3 separate regions of the Homo sapiens genome follow, and regions 1 and 3 are each linked to region 2. A link is a contact called in ENCODE Hi-C or POLR2A ChIA-PET data. All regions are on one chromosome and are shown on one strand. Each heading gives the region's core, a stretch centred on a gene start or an enhancer-like site at or near the end of the contact. The rest is flanking DNA. Distances are from core to core; before and after follow the strand shown.

What was found. Hi-C counts contacts between places; a loop is a spot of excess contacts on that map. ChIA-PET counts read pairs that join two places held with the same protein, here RNA polymerase II (POLR2A). Pooled maps may share reads with other maps.
Region 1: a loop to region 2 is called in a map of heart right ventricle, with 1.8 times the contacts of the local background. The contact joins two enhancer-like sites. A Hi-C loop is called at or near these places in 1 of 168 maps with a recorded cell type or tissue (heart right ventricle), 11 of 37 single-sample maps with no recorded cell type and 14 of 50 pooled maps. POLR2A ChIA-PET finds 5 or more read pairs at or near these places in 5 of 52 experiments (AG04450, Panc1, activated B cell and 2 more).
Region 3: a map of posterior vena cava shows a loop between it and region 2 (3-fold over the local background). The contact joins two enhancer-like sites. A Hi-C loop is called at or near these places in 1 of 168 maps with a recorded cell type or tissue (posterior vena cava), 1 of 37 single-sample maps with no recorded cell type and 1 of 50 pooled maps. POLR2A ChIA-PET finds 5 or more read pairs at or near these places in 4 of 52 experiments (AG04450, SK-N-SH, activated B cell and 1 more).

Annotation. Positions count from the first base shown.
Region 1 is chr17:57,472,315-57,475,520 of GRCh38, forward strand. The region is part of intron 6 of MSI2 (musashi RNA binding protein 2); the gene reads left to right. Among named protein-coding and RNA genes, the nearest start is that of MSI2-AS1, 130 kb to the right of the region's middle. RefSeq lists an enhancer at 1-495. Within about 2 kb of position 1,357, at least 5 of the 41 ENCODE cell types and tissues checked have a DNase peak (open chromatin) inside an H3K27ac peak, as active enhancers do; they include heart right ventricle, where a contact is called at or near this core.
Region 2 is chr17:57,596,371-57,599,750 of GRCh38, forward strand. It overlaps MSI2 (musashi RNA binding protein 2), which reads left to right. Exons shown (of 14, transcript NM_138962.4): 8 at 498-580. Among named protein-coding and RNA genes, the nearest start is that of MSI2-AS1, 10 kb to the right of the region's middle. Within about 2 kb of position 1,606, at least 11 of the 41 ENCODE cell types and tissues checked have a DNase peak (open chromatin) inside an H3K27ac peak, as active enhancers do; they include heart right ventricle, where a contact is called at or near this core.
Region 3 is chr17:57,489,678-57,492,729 of GRCh38, forward strand. All of the region lies in intron 6 of MSI2 (musashi RNA binding protein 2), which reads left to right. Among named protein-coding and RNA genes, the nearest start is that of MSI2-AS1, 120 kb to the right of the region's middle. Within about 2 kb of position 1,339, at least 3 of the 41 ENCODE cell types and tissues checked have a DNase peak (open chromatin) inside an H3K27ac peak, as active enhancers do.

The sequences.
Region 1 (3,206 bases), core at 107-2,606, 120 kb before region 2:
AGGGGGCAGGGCGAGCTCAGGGGCTGTGGCCCTGCCTGCTTTCCCTAAGGGCTCTTCTGGGGAGGAGCCCTGCAGATCAGATCCCCTTAGTGAAGGAGTAGTGACTGGGGGGTCCCAGAAGACAAAAAACCTAGCCATAGTAGGCAGGGGGAGGGGCAATGCCTTCTGACCCCTAATTGAAGGTGATGGGAAGGGAGGGGGCCAGTGTCCTAGAGACTGGGGACTTCCTTTGGGGCCAACCCCATCTGGGCTCGAATCCTAGCTCTGCTGCCAACTGGCCTCATGACCTTGAGCAAGCCCCTTAATGTTTCTGAGCTTTATTTTGCTCATCTGTAATATGGGGATGATACTAGTGGTAATAATAATAGCTGTTGTTATTGCGTTGCTGTGCGCTGTGTGAAACACTCAGCGTGGATCCTGGTACGTCGTAAACACTATGTGGTGGTGGCTGTTGTTATTTGTCCCGTCACACGGAGCTACCTTCTACCCTGCAGCAAGTTCTGCTTTCCTGAACCTTTTCCCTACTCACAGGGCACACTATCCATCATTGAGTTTTCCCAACAAGCCACTTTTCTTTTCTTTCTTTTTTTTTTTTTGGATGGAGCCTTGCTCTTGTCGCCCAGGCTGGAGTGCAATGGTGTCATCTCGGCTCACTGCAACCTCTGCCTCCCGGGTTCAAGTGATTCCCCTGCCTCAGCCTCCTGAGTAGCTGGGATTACAGGCGCCTGACACCATGTCTAGCTAATTTTTGTACTTTTAGTAGAGACGGGGTTTCACCATGTTGGCCAGGCTGGTCTTGAACTTCTGACCTCAGGTGATCTGCCCGCCTCAGCCTCCCAAAGTGGGATTGCTGGCGTGAGCCACCGCGCCTGGCCTTCCACTTTTCTTTAAATGTCCTTTGAAGCTAACAGGCGGATCACCTTCCCTCCCAGAAGCTCGGGGCTGCCTGCTTGGGGATTTGCCCATGTATTTTGTCTGTAATGCATAATATATATGCGTGTGTGAGTATGTGTGCATAGGTCCCCCCACACGGATGTATATATAACTCATTCCCCAAAGAGAGATTTATTTCAAGGCACAAATGCTTCTAGTTAGCTTCTGTGTGGATCTGATCCAGCCCAGAGCCTTTGCCATGAGTAGAATTCATTGACGGCAAAAAGAAATGAAAACAAACATTCCCTGACATGGGGCATTTCCGTCGGGGGGCCTCTGGGAATTCTCCTCCTCTATTAAAATATCTACCAAATTGGACAGAGAAACTTGGCAGCCACAGCCTGAGCTACTTAATTGTTTCTGTGGGGAGGGTATGGGCAGAAGCTATGCACTGGCCTCTCTTCCGGAACCTTCCTCTCACCACTGAAGTGCAGGAGGATGGGGCTCTTCGAGAACAGAGGATGTTTGGTTGCCCCTGGAATCCAGCTACTACCCACCTTGTCTGGACAGGTGCCGAGGGATGGTGAGGGGAGAGTGCCTGCTCCCTGACCCTCTGCAAGCAGCTCTTTGTAAAGTTTGCAGGGGAAGGTGGCCAGTGGCTGGGAACTCACATTCCTGAGATGGTCTGCAGCCTTCCGCTTAGCCCCAGCAGACTGAATATGAATGTGGTTTTGATCACAACCAGCTGATGGGAGCTGACCCAGACTTATTATGATTTTGCTGTTTTTTTCGGTTTTGTTTTTCCTTCTCCCTCCTCTTCTTTATGGGGAAGATGTTTCTTGAATGAATTTGCTTCAGGGGACAGAGTTCAGGACGGAGGCAGATGAGGGGATATAGGAACTCTCACGCGAAGTTGGGGGTATTTGCTGATCTGCAGCACCCAGGGCTTTTTCCTCCCTCTCTCCTCTTAAAAATGGGCCACCGGTACTGTTTCCTGGGGCCTCTAGATGTGCACTGGTATTCATAGCAGTTGGGTCTAGACGTGCTCATTTATTCAGCATCTCATTTAATCCTTCTGCAAGGTAGTTATAATAATTTTCATTGTACCCATCTGGAAGCTGAGTCCCGGTGAAGTCGAACATCCCCCACAAAATGACAGAGCTTGTAAGTGGCAGAGCTGTTCAACTCATGCAGACCAGGCTCCAAGCCAGGGCTCCTCCACCTCAGCACTACTGACGTTGGGGGCCAGATGATTCTTTGTCGTGGGCACTGTCCTGTGCATTGTAGGAAGTTGCGCAGCATCTCTGGCCTTTACTCACTACCTGCCAATAGCATCCCCCACCCCCAGTCATGACAATCAAAAATGTCTTCAGACATTGCCAAGGTCCCCTGGAAAGCAAAATTGCCCCTGGTTGAGAATCACTACCTGAAACCTAAGTCCTTTCTTCTGCCCAGTGCCTGCCCCATGCTGTTACTCTTTGTGGGAATATGACTTTGTGTACTGTTTTTTTGTTGTTTTTTTGTTTTTGTTTTTGTTTTTGTTTTTGTTTGGAGACAGTCTTGCTCTGTCTTCCAGGCTGAAGTGCAGTGGCACAATCTCAGCTCATTGCAACCTCCACCTCCTAAGTTCAAGTGATTCTTCTGCCTCAGCATCCTGAGTAGCTGGGATTACAGGCGTGCACCACCACCCCTGGCTAATTTTCTTGTATTTTTAGTAGAGATGGGGTTTTACCATGTTGGTCAGGCTCATCTCCAAATGCCTGACCTCAAGTGATCTGCCTGCCTCGGCATCCCAAAGTGCTGGGATTACAGGGATGAGCCACCGCACGCACCCAGCCTCTCTGTACTTTTGAATACTAAGGTGATCAGTGGACATCTGAGGTGCTTGATCCAGTGTTGCCAACACATATTCAACAGATATGCAGTAACTGTGTATTGAGCATCTGTGGTATGCAAGGCACTGTAAGGTGTGGGCACTAAGTGAAACCCAGGCAGGAGTTTATTGCTGTGCCCAGGAGCTGAAGGATTTACCAAAACGCCTAGGGAGGGCTCCCTGTTCTCACAGAGGTCCCAGTTGAGTGGGACACTCACAGTCTTGCTGAGTAACAGATGCTCACTTTTGGTTTTTGGATGGACAGATGGTGGGAACGTGGGTGAGTGTCCAGGTGTGCCCCAAGGACACATGCGTGCACACAAGAGAGGAGAGAATAAAGCCCAAGTGGCATCTTTGGGGCTTCTGGTCATTCCTCATCAGGACCTGATAGGTAGTGTACTGTCCTGTCATCTAAAATAAACCTCCCTCTTGCTTTATCTGAGGGTCTGCATGCATTTCT
Region 2 (3,380 bases), core at 356-2,855:
GTTTCTTCCAGGCCTCAGGATGTCCTGATGAGGTATTAGAGGAAGTAATTCAGGAAGAAAAGGACAAATAACCACCTCCGTCTGGAGGCCGACCCGAGGGCTGGCCAGGGCTGCTCGCGGAAAGGGCAAGCGTGGCCCCGCAGTGATCCACGAGGCTCTGGTTAGCCCACCCGCCTGCTGCCGTGCACAGAGCCGCGGGGCTCTGACCCTTGTAAATAACAGACAAGTAAATTTCTTGTTTGCTTCGGGGCAAATGTAAACCACACAGTGCCCGCTGCATGTGGGTGAAATCATTAACTTTTCCTCGCTGTCGGAAGGGTGCTCAGTACAAATTAGAAATCATTGCCTCCAACCTCAAGGTCCTCCCAAGGATCCGCCTACCTACCCCCAGACCAGGAGGCTGTCAAGACCTCAGGACGTCAGAGAAAAACCTGGGCCTGCCAGAACTGAACTCACCCCGCCTCTCTTTGTTTTTTCTTCTCTCTCTTTTCCTTTAGGGTTTGGCTTTGTCACTTTTGAGAATGAAGATGTTGTGGAGAAAGTCTGTGAGATTCATTTCCATGAAATCAATAATAAAATGGTAAGTGTGTAGGGGTTGCGCTGAAATGGAATGCCCCCTTTCTCTACGTACACACCCAGTCTTGCAGACTGGTCCAGCCCATCATCAGGCTGGAGTGGGCAGGGGTGGGGAGGGGGCTAGATGCTCGGGGTCCAGGCCTGTGAACAGTAGCAGTTGTTTCATACTGAGGTGGACAAACTCTGTAAAGGGCCAAGTCGTGAATATTTTCATCTTTGCAGGCCATAAAGCTGACTGCAGCTACCCAGTTCTGCTGGGTAGCGTCCATAGGCAATGCATACATAAAGCAGTGGGGCTGTGTTTCAATAAAGCTTTGTTTATGGACACCAAAATTTGAACCTTATGTAATTTTCACAGATCACAAAATATTAATTTTTTAACCACTTAAAATGTAAAAACCAGGCCAAGCATGATGGCTCACGCCTATAACCTCTGCACTTTAGAAGGCCAAGGCAGGAAAATCACTTGAGGCCAGGAGTTCGAGACGAGCCTGGGAAACATAGCCAGACCTCATCTCTTAAAAAAAAAAAAAAAAAAAAAAAATTAGCTGGGTGCAGTGCACCTGTACCCCACCTACTCGAGGTGAGAGGATCACCTGACCCCAGGAGGTTGAGGCTGCAGTGAGCCATGATCACACCACTGTACTCCAGCCTGGGCAACAAAGTGAAACCCTGTCTCAAAAAAAATAAAAATAAAATAAAATGTAAAAGCCGTTCTCAATTCTTGGACTTTACATAAACAGGCAGAAGGGCGGGATTTGACCTATGAGTCGTAACTTGCTGGCACCTGGCTTAGGATATTCTTTTGCTGTGCAGCTTTTGAGAGGTATATCCTAGATAGGAAGTTTACTGCACCAAACTATTTTTCTCTTTGGGTCCTGCTGGAAAATTAACATTCCCTCCCTTGCCATCAATTAATTTCTGCCCTCTTGATCAGCTGCTTCCTTCCCTCTCTTTGGCTCTTTAAAGTTCCTTTTTCTGCCACAGCAGCCTCAAGAGGAAGGGAGGTTGGATTACTGGAAGTTTGGGAAGTCGTGTAGGCCTCCCAGATCAGTGGCCACCAGAGGGTGCCATATCATGCATAGCATTTGCACACTCACAAACTCCTTTCTTCGGATTGAGTAGGAGGGTGAGAATTCCCTTCTTTGTTGGTTCCAGAAAAATAGAAGCTCAGCAGGTGTTTCTGGAACCAGTCCTTTGGAGCAAAAACATTTTGGTTGGCCACGAGAGCCTCCAGCCTCAAGAGAAGAGGGAGGGCAAATCTGTGTTTCAATTGCAGCTGTAACTTTAATATTTTCTTCCTTTTGTCAAAACATTTCTTGCTTCTAAAACATGCGTTCAGACATGCATTGTATATTGGTCTGATATGTGTTCACCAACTTTAAATTCAATAATAGAGCTTTTAGTGTGGATAAGATCAAAGCAATCTGCTTAGCATGTGGCGCTACAGGCCTGATTCAATATTTGACTTGCTAATTTTTTCCCAGGGCACTAAAATAATATTGTTCGTATTGTTCCTTGCCATCATATGCATCTGAAATGAAAATACTCTTTTTTTGCGTACTGTATGTTGGAGGCATCAACTCAGACATTAAAATGGTAGGAGGGAGATAAGTGTGACAGAATAACACAGGTCCCCTCATAGGCTTTCTCAGCTCCCCAGATGTCCGTGCAAGTTTACAGTTGGTACTTTTCTCTTGGTAGGTTACTACTTGCTATTTTTTTTTTTTAATTGAGACAGAGTCTTGCTTTGTTGCCCTGGCTGGAATGCAGTGGCACGATCTCGGCTCACTGCAACCTCCGCCTCCCGGGCTCAAGCAATTCTCCTGCCTCAGCCTCCCAAGTAGCTGGGACTACAGGCATGTGCCAGCACACCCAGCTAATTTTTGTATTTTTAGTAGAGACGGGGTTTCACCATGTTGGCCAGGCTGATCTCAAACTCCTGACGTCAAGTGATCCACCTGCCTCGGCCTCCCAAAGTGCTGGGATTACAGGCATGAGCCACTGTGCCCGACCAGTACTAGCTATTTTTAAAAAGAGAGAGAGAGGACTTAAATGAAACTTGCATCCACTGCCCAGATGCCTTGTTTATCCTAGCCAGAGCACGCCATTGACAGGCTCCACTAAGGCTGCTGGGCAGTGGGGAATAGAAGAGAGTACTGGCAGATGCCATTCCTGTCTTGCCAAGCCTTAAGGGTTCATCAGGAAAGGCCAGATGTAGACCGGAAGGACATTGCTCCATTTGTCACCTTGAATGCATATGTGTAGCCCTTCCCTGTTGACAGGCTTTGAAACAAACCCGAGACACAGATGGGGAAAGGCTTTATCCTGGGAAACTGAGGCTCAGGGGATAGGTCCCAGGCTATCCAGAGAGCGAAGGAGCATAGGTCTTGAGCTTACTGGTGCCAAAGGAACTATATAGACAGTTGTTGGAGCTTGGGGGTGGGAGGGTGAATCCCCAGATAACCCGGGCAGCAATCAGGAAGTAGAGCTTCTGCCCCAGAAGAAGAACCCATGGGGCTGGCTTGAAGCCAGAGAGATTTGCAGCCATTTTCCTGTTTCATATTTATCGCCTTCTCTCCCACCCAGGTGGAGGGTGACTATGTCAGGTGCACGTAACCGGGTTTTTAGTGTAAGGGTTTGTGTTTGCCTTTGAATCTGGGGCTAGTACTTGTTCTTCAAGAGAATGAGCAAAGATGGAAGTAGACAAGAGGAAGAAGTGGGGGCAGATTGATTCGGATGACAGGCTTTGGAGGTGTTGGTCCACGTTCCCAGCACAGCCCAACAGTTATGAGCTCCAAGGT
Region 3 (3,052 bases), core at 89-2,588, 110 kb before region 2:
TGGCACATGCAGCTCTTTCTCAATTATTTATCAGTAGCAGCATCCATATTAGCCCACTGTGTGCTGGGCACAGTGCCGGACACTGGTGACTGAGACACTGGTGACCCAACCTTTGCTAAGAAACAGGACTTGGGGAGAAAGAAGAAAAGCAACAAAGTGGGTTATCTCTAAGTCCAAGTATCTCTTGGTGTTGTAGCTCCTGTGGGCACTGCAAACTCATGTTTTTATTATTTGAAGGAAGAGGAATTAGGGTGAGCAGGAGGGTGACGAGAGGGTGATTGGAAAGTCCAGATGTTGGGCTCTATGAACAACTTATGTCTGCTTTAAATTCTCATAGGAGACTGAAAACCAAGAATATACCTAATGGTAACAGGCAGTAGACCAAAGATCATGGACTGTGGCTCTCTCCCAGGGCAAGCTCTTTAGTCTCCCTGATCCTGAATTTCCTCATCTATAAAATGGGGATCATCAAGCCTATCTGGAAGGGTTGCACTAGAGATGCAGGTGAAATCGTGGATGTATGATGCCTGCCACTCAGTAGATGCTAGTTCTTCTTTCTCTTGCTGATTTAGCAACAGGCTTCCTTTTAGGCCCCACAGAGATCTCTCCTTTGTTCTCTTAAGTCTAATATGTTTAGATCTATTGCTGACACCTGATGAAATTTGCCAAGTGTCTTGAAGTGGCTACAGTGCCAAAAGGCTTGTTCTTGGCAGGTACCATATTTCAGTTTCTCAGATCTCCTCTGGCAAGAGTTCTGCAGACATTCTCTAATCGGAGTTTGGGGGCTACTTAAATGATTAGTCCCACTGAAGGTAGACCTCTGCTTTGAAAACAGCCCTCTGTTGTCCAGGAAGGGCTTGTGCATGCCTTTATAAGAGGTCATGTAAAGCATGGTTGGGACAGAAGTTGTATTGGGTTCACTTGTGTGTCCTGGCTCCTAAAGCAAAGGGATTATCCTTGCCAAAGGAGAAATATTTGGAATAAAATACCATGGCTCATGTTTCAAGATATCACAGGCCGAGAAGCGACCATGATCTTGGTGAGATGCCCTGATGTTTTTTTCTGTGGGGCACATCATAAAAGAACTTTGGTTAAACATTTTGGCCTGCTCCTCATTTCCCAGCTCCAATCTTCCAGATTTTCTGAGTAGCTGACATGCCTTCTAGGGGAAATTTTGCATTCTTCACTTCCTCTACCTCTCTTTCTTCCCCTCTGTTTTTTTCTTTTCTAGCCAGGGGCAGCAGCTTAGTACTTGGAACCTGCCACTTAGAATGGCTCAGACTCCTTGGAGCCAAGGGGCACGCTGGCGGTTTCTGCCAAGCACCTGGCCAGGGTTCCGGGGTGGGGAGGACGGATGGGAGGTGTCACACTGCCCCTCGTGGGCCATTGCCTCACAGCTTGCAGGTGTCCTGGCGCTGGGATAAAAGGGCTTATCCTTGAGACCTCAGGAGCGTTTCTGCCAAGCGCTCGCATTGGTCAGTTTATTCGGATTCTCCTGTAGAGGGGAGTTACCTGCTTCTTCCTATTTCTGTTTTCTGTTACAAGACCTGGCTAGAGGCCTCTCTGAGAGCGCAGTCAGGCACAAAGCCCGGCAGAGGCATTGGAGAAGACAGGTCATGGAGTGAATGAGCGAAGGAACTCTGAGATTCTAGGGTGTTAACTCTTAGAATACCCAGATCCTACATAGCTGCAATTCAGCAGAACATTGACCCTGGCAGCCAGAGTACTTTTCAGACTAGCTGAGGTGCTGGAAAGCAGCCCAGGAGGACACTTGGGGCAGAGGCAGCCAGCCTGGGGTTCAACATTTGTGGCTGATAATAGAGACCTCGGATAAATGGAATATAGACATGTTACATCTCCTGATGCAGAGCTCCTGCAGCCAGAGGGTCTTGGCCTTTGGGGGACCTCTTTGGGAGGGCCTGGGGTCAGATGGGGGTGGACTTGGGCCTGAGTCCATCAGAGAAAATGTGGGGAGTTGGGGTAGAGACCAATGGCTGCCAATGCTCACTTCCAATTCAGGAATCATTGCGCCTTCCTGCAGGAGGATGGCCAACGCCTAATGATGATGATGATTTTTTCAAAGCCTTCACGACTGCTCTAATGATAGGCATATGAAGCCACAGTTTTCCTCCTTCCTGCTGTTCATTCAACCTTTCTAGCCTGGCAGCTTTGCCTCAGTTTTCCTCCCTGGATGATGAATCCACAAGTCTGGCCAGAAGGAAGATGAGCATTACTCTGAAAGTCATTTTGTACTTTTAAAACTTATTTTCTTTCTCTGAGTTCTGTATTAGTGTTGTAATTTGCTCCTGATACCACCTAAATCAGTTGCGATTAAAGCTTTTCTATCTTTCTTTTTTTGTTTAAAAGAAAAAAACAGATTTGCTGCCTGGAGTTCACGTATTAACAAAGATGAAAAAGATAGTGTCTGATTTATAATGTACTGAATTGCCTAAGTCTTTCATTTGTAATTCTTGACAGTGTTCCTCTAGTAAAGCGAGGCATCGTTCTGTTGTCAGGGGCTCAGTAATCGCCATGAAAAACGGGGGAAGGATTTGTGAGACATTCTATATGAGTACCGAAGGTGATGGACAAGTAAAAATCAGGACGGCATAAATTACTCAGTATCTTTCTTCTCCACAATTATTTTCACTGTGGCATTACTATATTGGTATGTCCTCCGGGTCCCTTTAAGGTCAAGAAATCAGGAGATAAAAACCTTGTAGCATTTGACCAGATCAATACTGAGGGTTCTCAAATAGATATCTAAGTCTTTGGCAGCTGATGCTGGATGGGCAAGGGAAAAACATAGTTTTTGATAGGTATTGAAGAAGCTTCAGCAGCCGCTGAGTACATGGGGCCTCTTTCCCATGCGTCTGATGTGCTGTGTGCCAGTCTGGGGAGGGGTGAGGGAACTCCATTTGGGTTCTCAGTTTTGTTTTGTTTTTTTTTGAGACAGAGTTTTGCTCTTGTTGCCCAGGCTGTAGTGCAATGGCACGATCTCAACCTCTGCCTCCCGGGTTCAAGCAATTCTCCTGCCTCAGCCTCCCAAACT